Linked DNA regions of Homo sapiens: region 2 is linked to region 1. The links are chromatin loops, found by intact Hi-C in ENCODE. Cell type or tissue: PC-3. All regions are shown on one strand. Each heading gives the region's core, and the rest is flanking DNA. Links, peaks and the distances in the headings are about the cores only.

Region 1 (4,958 bases), core at 363-4,362:
TGAACTTCTGGTCCACCTAAAAGCAGGAAGCTAGTGCAGCCAGGCAAGCCTCATGCTGGGTCGGAAGAGCGGTCAGAGGGACTTGGGTATTCACTACTTACCCACTGAGGTCTAACCCGGAAATACTTAAGAGTTGGTTGAATACCACCTTTGCCCATATACCTTTAAGGTCAGGGCGGGCCCCTTTGAGACCAGCTCAGAACCAATTTAGGGTGAGGCTGGGAGAGGTCTTGCGGTCTTAGACCAAATCAGGACACTGTGAAGGAAACCTAAGCCTGGTCCCCATGGCAACAGCAGAACTAGACTAGTCTGTGGGAAGAAATGGGGGTGGTGGGGGGGGGACGACATAAATAGTGCAACAAGTGACATCAAGGGTACACTTGTCTGCAAGAAACTGTCTTTATCCTTAGATTTTTATCCAGGAACAACATAGGAGGATTTGGATGCTCTCCGAGAGAAGGAAACTATTCCCACCTGAAAGGCTGAGGTCATAGTTTTACTCACTGGAATTCTGGGGACTGCTGGTAGTTTAATAAAGACAGACAGAAGCCTTGCAGTTTGGTGGCAATAGAGTCTGACAGAACAAGTAAGAGCTGACCTCGTGCTGGAAACTGAAATCAGCCCCCCCCCGCGTAGAGAAACCAAGCTTGCTATACTTGGTCTATTTCAAATGTGTGAAAGATGCCAAGAAGACCCACCTATTAATCCAGCTACATCTTACGTAATTGTTTTTACCCAAGGATATAGACACTAGTAAAAAAGCCCTTGAATTAAACACTACAAAGAAAGTGGAAGAATGAACAGTGTGCGGAGAAACCTCTAACTGAAGGTCAGTTTAGGACCGAATCCGTCTGCAGGACAGGAGAGCTGAAAGCCAGCTGAAATGTACAATATCCCTGCTGTGGTCCTGGACAGCAAAAGCAAGATGCGAACAGAAAGAAGGTAGTCAGAGACAGATGGGCATGGCAGACAGAGGTACAGGAGTATGTTCAAGAACCTATCAGATGACCCCAACGTCCTATCTGATGATTTTGGAAGCCTAAGACTCTCCCTAAAGTCATCTCACAAATGTGGGACACAGATGCAGTATGGTGGCCTTTTGATCACCACACTGCTTGTATTGAGAGTCAAGCAGGGCAACTATATTCAACAGATTCCAAGTGAGTGAGAGGCTAAGGGTGCTCAGCCTGTGGACATGTGGAACCGAGAGAGGCTCATGAAGCAAATCTCTAATACCACACCCTTTCCTTCCCCTAGATTCATTGTCTTCTAGGAGAGACACAATTAAAACAGGGCCAGGGCAGGATTTCCCATGGAGACTGACAATTGATTCTATACCAGAAAACTACTCTTAAGGTTTCATCCTGACTGTAGTAGACCTGTGATAAGTTACATGTCTTGTTGCTTTGGAGATTGAATGCTTCCTTCCACCGCCACAACACTATTGTGTGGATTACACATTTGCAAATAGTTTCTCTCTAGTACTTAGCAGTGACTTCGAATTCAAATGCCTCCCTGATAAAATCATATCATGAATATGCATCAAGCCCACTCTTAGATAAATAATAATTACTTGGCAATTGATACGCTGCAAAATAAAAGTATTATGTTCTGTATTCAATGGGAAACTTGTGGAAATGAAATGAGTCTGAGAATGGACCCGTGCTGCAGTGCTTAGTCTTTGTGCTCCTGTCAACTGTCACACTAGGGAGGGGATTCTCAGACTGCTGTGCCATCATTAACTACAGGAGATGGATTCTTTTATTTGACAAAGAGAAATGATTTTTTTTCTCCAAATATAAGAAGCCATTAATGACATTCCCCCTCTCTGTTGCTGTTTTGGGAACACCTGCAAATCCTCCTAGCATCACGAGATATCCTTTTGTTTCATGGTAAGACTTTTTAAAAAGACTCCGATAACTTGAGAGCTGTGTCCCATTGACTCTACTCTCCTGAAACCTGGCTGCAAAAGTCATCCATGAGCCTTGCATCTCAGGCCCAGGTCAGGAGAGACCGTGTTACAAGAAGGTCTTCTTCAAACCCTGAGTCATAGCAGATCCTGTTATGGCCAGGACGCCGGATGCCTCCTCAAGGTGGAAAGGTGGAAAGGATATCTCTGGCTGGATGATTCAGTCCACTCAAGAGCCAGGACAAGAGTAAGCAGAAGACATAACAGAGAGCAATAAGTGCTCCCTGGAGAAGTCTGCTCCCCGCCATTCTAGAATGCAGAAAACCTAAGTGGTCAACAGTCTGGTCAAGCAGATTTAGAATGTTGATGCAGGCTGCCTTTCCAGATCCTTTACCAATTCTTCCAAGCCCCAACTGCCCCGTCTCCTAAGATCTTCATGCACTCATCAGGCCCTGACCCTGCCTCTCGCCTCAGGATTCAGCCTTGGGTATGAATGAATGTCTTCACCATTCCCTGAGTGCTGGTGGTAGAGAGGGAGCTCAGACTTCCCAAGAAAGATGTGGACTACAGCGCCCTCTATAGAAAGCAAACAAGAAGAATCCCTGCTGAAAGCAGCAAGGGAAATCAGCTCACCCTCCCCTATAATGTAGCAGCCCCCGAACAAGTTTTTTGGGGTACAAACACCACCTTGATTCTGAGATCTAAGCCAATTCTTTTCATTATGGCTCAAATAATACACCTAAATTCCTGTAAGTTAAATCCTACAATAATGAATTCCAATCAAATACTGCCTGGAATAAGTAGATCGTAATGAAGGCTGGGAAACCTGTTATAGACACGGAGACTGGGATGCTAGGGTAGTAATCTTTTTACAACAGTGTTTGGCACAAATTCATACTTTAAGCTGTTTTAAGAGTGGTATCATAAAGCCACAACTGTTCTGACTCCAAAGGCATCACTTTCCACCCCAAATATCAGGAAAGTAAGGCAGGAAAGGAAGGGTGGAATTGTGTGCATCTTTTCCCTTGGTCAGTTCAAGTCATTAACAACATTCAGCCAAGCCAGCCAAGCCCAGCTCAGAGCAGGGGATACATGGGAAACCAAAATGTGCCTCTCCATTTCAACTGCATCCCCCATCTATCCCCCTCCCGCTGCCCCCACTCCCCAACAAGCAATGATCCAATAGCATGAGCGATTCCTTATGACTCCCTAGATTTTAAACCTGCCCTGAGCCCCTCGCTAGGGAAGGTGCATCAAGCCCATGAGAGTGGAGCCTGCGAAGTAGGGAGGAGGCTGAGGAGAACCTGGGCCACAGCCACTTGTGTCTGCTGCTGCTGCTGCTGGAGGAGCTGCTGGAGGAGCTGCATCTGGTGGTGAGTGGACAGCGGTGTCTCTGTGCCCAGGCCTGGAGGCTTCGAGGAAGAAGAAGGGAGCAGCATCCTGGGTGAGGCTGTCAGCATGGGCTCCTGGGGGTGCGAAACCTGGAGGAGAAGGAGAAGACAGGACATGACATGTGGCAGGAGCCATCTTGAGGGGCCTCCCTCTCTTTGGCATGCACTCAGGAGGAGCAAATTGGCACACTTACAACCCATAAGCTGACAGCACTATATCTTCAATGGAAATGGGAGTAGAGGCCCAGAAAGGAAATGGTGTAGCTGCCTGGGCTGATACCACACAGTCAGAAAATCGTAGGGGGACTAGGGGGACACCTCGGTAACTGACCCCGATGGGAGACTGATGGCTGATACTGCTCCATCTCTTGCCCACCACTTCCAATGATACCCTGTCACTGAGTTCCTTGAGGTTCTAGACTTAGAAGAATCTATTTTAGGAAAACGTAGCTTCCATCCACCCTACCATGATAACAGGAAGGACCCAGCTTCAATCCTCTACTCTGCTGTGTCCTTAGGGCTCCCTCCTCCAGGGTCTGAGATGTTCCTTCTCCCTTGTTGGGAGAAGCGTGGAGCTGGGTCCTGGAGGAAGGGGCCATGTGAGGGGGCTACCTCCTGCCCTCCACTGCCTCTGGTGAGAACCATCGGCAAAGAAGTTTGGATCCTAAAATATATAATGATCTGGAGAGATCCTCTTAGATGAAAGAAGTTCCTGTGTCCTTCCCTCCTTTCCTTCTGTCTCCCTCTCCTGTGGACATTTTTACCAAGATGGCTTCTACGATTCATAGAATTCCATGGCAGGGAAAGACATTTTGTTTCTGGCAGTTCTGCTGTGGGGACTTCTTCAGACATACACAAGGAAGGCCCCCAGTGACACAGGGCTGTTTCCACTTGTAGAGGATAAACTGGTTCCAAAGGAAACGTCAGGCAGCTAGTTTAGAACTGAACTGCCCTCCAAACCTCCATGTGAGATAAGATATGAATGTTAAAGAGAGAGAGGTGCCCTGATATAAACCGCCTGGGAATCTAAGGGTAGAGCTATTGGTCAGTAATTTTGCTTCTGGGTTTAAAACATTTTTAATTAGCTTTGGCTTCAGGTTGGAATTTGATCTCAAGTTCTTAGTTTCTTAATTGGATCACATTAGGAACCCCCAGATGCCACAGTCATCTCACCTATATGATGTTAGGTTAGAGCTGATGAAGACTAAGGTGGTCTCTCAGTTTCTGACATCCAGTGGGCCAACTTCCAGACTCCAAAGTGCTATCCACAGGAATTACCAACGGTATACCACCGCTACTGCAGGCAGAGCGGGCCCAAACTGACTTTGCTCTACTAGCTAAGTCACAGGGGAGTCTGTGTGTGTGTGTGCCAGAGTGAGCCTTGCAAAATACTGTGCAAAGATGAGATGCTGTTAAGGGAAGAGGGTGCCAGGGAGTAGGAGACCAAATATTGGTGGGATTTGGGGAGGGCGATGTGTGTCAGGAATCAGCTCCACAGCATCCTGGCCTGCAGCAGCATCTAGTGTTCAGACCCTCTGGAAGTCAGACCTTCTGAAAGGCAATGAAGTGCGCTCTGGCACCGCCACTGTGCCATGGAGTGCCTCACTCGGAAGCTGAGCTGGCAGGGGCTAGGAAGTGACTGATGACCTGAGGGCACA
Region 2 (4,958 bases), core at 435-4,434, 250 kb before region 1:
CTACAAAAAAAAACAAAAATTTAGCCGACATGGTGGTGTGCACCTGTAGTCCCAGCAACTTGAGGGGCTGAAGCAGGAGAATCACTTGAGCCCAGGAGGTTGAGGCTGCAGTAAGCCAAGATCTTGCCACTGCACTCCAGCCTGGGCGACAAAGTGAGACCCTGTCTCAGAAAAAAAAAAAAAAAAGATATTTATGAGACACTTGGGGAAGTTCAAACACTGGCTGGATACTACATGATATTAAGGCATGATTGTTAATTATTAAGGTTTTAAAAATATCATGGGGTGGGCATTGTGGCTCACGCCTGTAATCCCAACACTTTGAGAAGCTGAGGTGGGAGGATCACTTGCGCCCAGGAGTTTGGGAACAGCCTGGGCAACATGGCAAGACCTCGTCTCTACAAAATAAATTACCTGGACCAGTGGCATGTGCCTGTAGTACCAGCTACTTGGGAAGCTAAGGTTGGGGGATCACTTGAGCCCAGGAGTTCGGGGCTGCAGTGAGCCATGTTCATGCCACTGTACTCCAGCCTGGGTGACAGAGTGAGACCTGGTCTAAATACATATATATATTCATATATATAAACACACACATACACTGGTTATTTTATCACTCCAATATACACTGATACAATGAAGTATTACAACCAAGATGTTGAACTGATTTTAAAGTAATTCAGTGGGTGGGTGGGGTGTAGAGGGAAAGTGAGAAATAAATGAACCAAGACTAACCACAATTAATTGTTAGAAACTAAGTAATAGAGGCTTATTACTCTGTTCTATTGTGTATGTTTGAATTTATTTTAAGTAGACAAAAAGTATGGGCCTCTGGATTTAGACTCTGGGTTCAATTCTCAGCTTTGCTTCTTATGAGGTATATAATCTTAAACAATTTACTTAACCTCTATGCCTCAGTTTCCCTGTGTACTGGACAATAAAAGTTCCCACTTCATAGGAAAGTAATAAGGATTAAATGAGATAATGTATGTAAAGTGCTTAGTGCAATGCCTGACACATGGTTAAGTGTTAGAATATGTTAGCCATAGTTATCCTTACTGAATATTTACTTTATATTCGTGTGACAGTTAATCTCTCCTTTATCACATTTCAGACCTTTTAGAAGTCTATAAAATAAGCCAGATGTGGTCACACATGCCTGTATTCCCAGCACTTTGGGAGGCCAAGGTGGAAGGATTTCTTGAGCCCTGGAGTTCGAGACCAGCCTGGGCAACATAGTGAGACCATCTTTACCAAAAATTAAAATAAAAAATTAGCGGGGGGAGGCCGAGACAGGCAGATCACCTGAGGTCAGGAGTTCAAGACCAGCCTGACCAATATGGAGAAACCCCGTCTCTACTAAAAACACAAAATTAGCCAGGCGTGGTGGTGCATGTCTGTAATCCCAGGAGGGATTACATACTCAGAAGGCTGAGGCAGGAGAATCGCTTGAACCTGGGAGGCAGAAGTTTCGGTGAGCCAAGATCACGCCATTGTACTCCAGCCTGGGCAACAGGAGTGAAACTCCGTCTCAAAAAAAAAAAAAAATTAGCTGGGCATGGTGCTGCATGCCTATAGTCCTAGCTACTTGGAAAGCTGAAGTAGGAAGATCCCTTGAGCCCACAATTTTGAGACTACAGTGAGTTATGATTGAGCCACTGCACCCCAGCCTGGGCAACAGGGTGAGAACCTGTCTCCAATTAAAAAAAAAAAAAAGTGAGGAATTTATTTTAAAAAATAAAATAAAATGTATATTTTAAACTTTAAAAGAAAATCGATTGTCTCATTTCAATCTTATCCATATTATGTTATATATTTTACTCTATAAAATACAACATGAGTTGTACACATGGTTTTGTAAGAAGAAAAAAAAAAACTTTGCCTACCAGAATAAAATCTGAGATTTGTGGGAAGGATCATTTCCTGGGAAGTGGAATCACTGAGAGAGAAATTGAAGAACTGATGTGGAAAAGATGAGTCATGAAGCTACAAGGATAGACTTTTTGTTCTTATGGTGTCCTAACTTTGTTGATAATTTGGAAAACACTGTTCACATAAACATATTGTCACCACTGACTCACTGAGTTTTTTGGCAAGCCTTTTAGACCTTTCAGCTTTAAAGACATAATACTGAATGTATACATTCCATCAGAGGGCTCATATTAAACCTCTTGAAAAAAAGCTTTACCTCAAACTGCATTACCTTAAATTTCTATATATTTCCTTCGTATATTCCTCTGAATCATAAGGCATTATCATATTTCACAAATGAAGACTCTATTAAATGCCCAATGCCAAAGACAATAGCATAATGGAGACTACGCTTTCTTATACTGCAACAATGCACATTCCGCTCTCTGAAAGTATGTTTACATCCTCCACCTCAACTGCACCACAGCCAATTTTACCTCAGATTTCCTTCACAGCTGTACCAAAGTGGCTAATGTGAACACCTTTGGTTAATTTTTCCTTTGAGCCTTTATAAAAGATAAAGCTTTTTAATCATAAAATTAAGAATGTATTGTCCAAAAATTTATAGAGAGAAAAAAACCCACCCATAACGTCATCACCTTAACACCTTTTTTTTTTTTTTTTTTTTTTGAGACAGAGCGTCGCTCTGTGGCTCAGGCTGGAGTGCAGCGGTGCAATCTCAGCTCACTGTACCCCCTGCCTCCTGGGTTCAAATGATTCTCCTGCCTCAGCCTCCCGAGTAGCTGGGATTACAGGCGTGTGCCACCACGCCTGGCTAATATTTGTATTTTTAGTAGAGATGGGGTTTCTCTATGTTACCCAGGCTGGTCTTGAACTCCTGACCTCAGGTGACCCACCTGCCTCAGCCTCCCAAAGTGCTGGGATTACAGGTGTGAGCCATCACGCCTGGCCTTAACACATTATTATACTTTTTACTTCTCATTCAGCCCGAAAGAAGTGCCTGTAATATTTTTAAACCAAACTGTTCACTAACTTTCCTCTTTCTCTTCCCTGCCTACCACCCTGATTCCCATTTCAGAAGATGTTGAGTCAGACAGGGATAAAATTTAGAAAGACCCCCATTTAGGCTGGTTGTTTCTAGCAGTCTGAGATATTTGCAAAGTGGAATTATCCCCAGAATGCCTGTATTCATCTTTTGCTTGTACTGTTCTCAAGTGAAATGTTCTTCACTCTTCTCCTCGTCTAAGCTTTCAAAGCCAGAACACATCCAGTCTCTTCCCTCTCATCCTTGGTTGTTGATTTCTAAGCTAAGTCTATGCCTCCAAGTCAGTAATTCTCACTCCTAGCTGCCTTTTGGAATCATCTAATGCTTTTTATAAATTAGATGCTCTGGCCTTCTACCAGACTGAGAATCATAATCTCTAGGATTGAAGTCAAAAACTTGCAAGATTTTTCAAAAATCTCTCCAAGTAATTCAGAGGATCCTAAGGGTTGGAAACCATTGTTCTAGTAATTACAATTCTCCTGGTCATGTCTTGCTAGTTTTTTTGTTTGTTTGTTTTTTTGAGACGGAGTCGCCCAGGCTGGAGTGCAGTGGCATGATCTCTGCTCACTGCAACCTCCGCCTCCCGGGTTCAAGCAATTCTCCTGCCTCAGCCTCCTGAGTAGCTGGGATTACAGGCACACGCCACCACACCTGGCTAATTTTTGTCTTTTTAGTAGAGACCAACATAGTTTCACCATGTTGGTCAGGCTGGTCTCGAACTCCTGTCGTGATCCGCTCCCCTCGGCCTCCCAAAGTGCTAGGATTACAGGCGTGAGTCACCGCACGCAGCCCATCTTTCATTCTTTTACCACGATCAGTACCGCCCCCTCGGGTGTTTGAAAGAACAAAGCTCACATAAGATTTATCTATTTGGTTTCTAGCTTAATTTATTATTGCTCTGGAAACACTGGCCTCTCAGTCTCTCTCCCTAATTTATGTTTCCTTTTTAGTACCATCCCTGAACATTTTTTAATAATTTCAACTTTTATTCTTGATTCAGGCAGTACCTGTGCAGGTTTGTTACATGAATATATTGTGTGATGCTGAGGCTTGGGGTACAATTGATTCTGTCACCCAGGTAGTAAGCATAGCTTTTCAACTACTGGTGAAAAACTATTGGTTTTCCAACCCTTTCTTTCCCCTCTCAAGCAGTCCCCAGTCTCTATCGTTGCTATCTTTATGTTCACGAGTACCCAATGTTTAGCTCCCACTTATAAGTGAAAACATGTGGCATTTGGTCCAGCAATCCCATTACTGTGCATATAACTAAAAAAATGTATAAATCGTTCACCCAAAAAGACACATGTACTTGTATGTTCATCACAGCACTATTCACAATAGCAAAGACATGGAATCCAGTTAGGTGCCCATCAAAGGTGGACTGGATAAAGAAAATGTGGTACATATACACCATGGAATACTATGCAGCCATAAAAAAGAATGAAATCATGTCCTTTGCAGTAACACGGATGCAGCTGGAGGCCATTATCTTAAACAAATCAACACAGGAACATCTCTGAACTTTCAGTCAGCCTCCCCAAATTCTCTTACAGTGACCATTCTCAAGCCTTAGTGTACACCAAAATCATGCAGATGGCTTGTTAAAACACACATTTCTAGGCTGCACCCCCATATGCATAATGTAGTTATTCTGAGAATCTGTATTTCTAAGTTTCCAGGTGATGCTGATGTACCTGGTTCAGGCGACCACACTTAGAAATATCAGTTATAGATTTCCTAATTAACCCCATATTTTGGGCATGAATCACCTGGCAACTTGATGCAGTTAAGGGACCCCTTTCCTCCCCAAAATAATTATAAATCTTCCTTTCATGATCCACTTCTAAATCACAATACACATTTGCACTTAGAGGTAATTAAATCTGGCCAGGCACCATGGCTCATGCCTGTAATCTCAACACTTTGGGAAGCCAAGGCGGGCAGATCACCTGAGGTCAGGATTTCAAAACCAGCCTGGCCAACA

Evidence for each region. Peaks named below come from ENCODE experiments on the same cell type or tissue, not always from the same donor. Only the 100,000 strongest peaks of a DNase experiment are listed, where the experiment ranks them.
Region 2: it touches region 1 in a loop (16-fold over the local background); 5 of 110 quality-filtered maps call a loop at or near these places.

What each region holds. Positions count from the first base shown.
Region 1 is chr1:162,355,392-162,360,349 of GRCh38, reverse strand. NOS1AP (nitric oxide synthase 1 adaptor protein) reads right to left here. Exons shown (of 10, transcript NM_014697.3): 8 at 3,214-3,390. Among named protein-coding and RNA genes, the nearest start is that of MIR556, 15 kb to the right of the region's middle. RefSeq lists a silencer at 2,381-2,603. In PC-3, for the core only: a CTCF peak has its summit at 2,480; a DNase peak (open chromatin) is centred at 2,469.
Region 2 is chr1:162,602,793-162,607,750 of GRCh38, reverse strand. No RefSeq gene overlaps it. Among named protein-coding and RNA genes, the nearest start is that of DDR2, 27 kb to the left of the region's middle. In PC-3, for the core only: no CTCF peak of the experiment used is centred there; a DNase peak (open chromatin) is centred at 2,050; H3K4me3 peaks cover 373 bases; H3K27ac peaks cover 2,454 bases.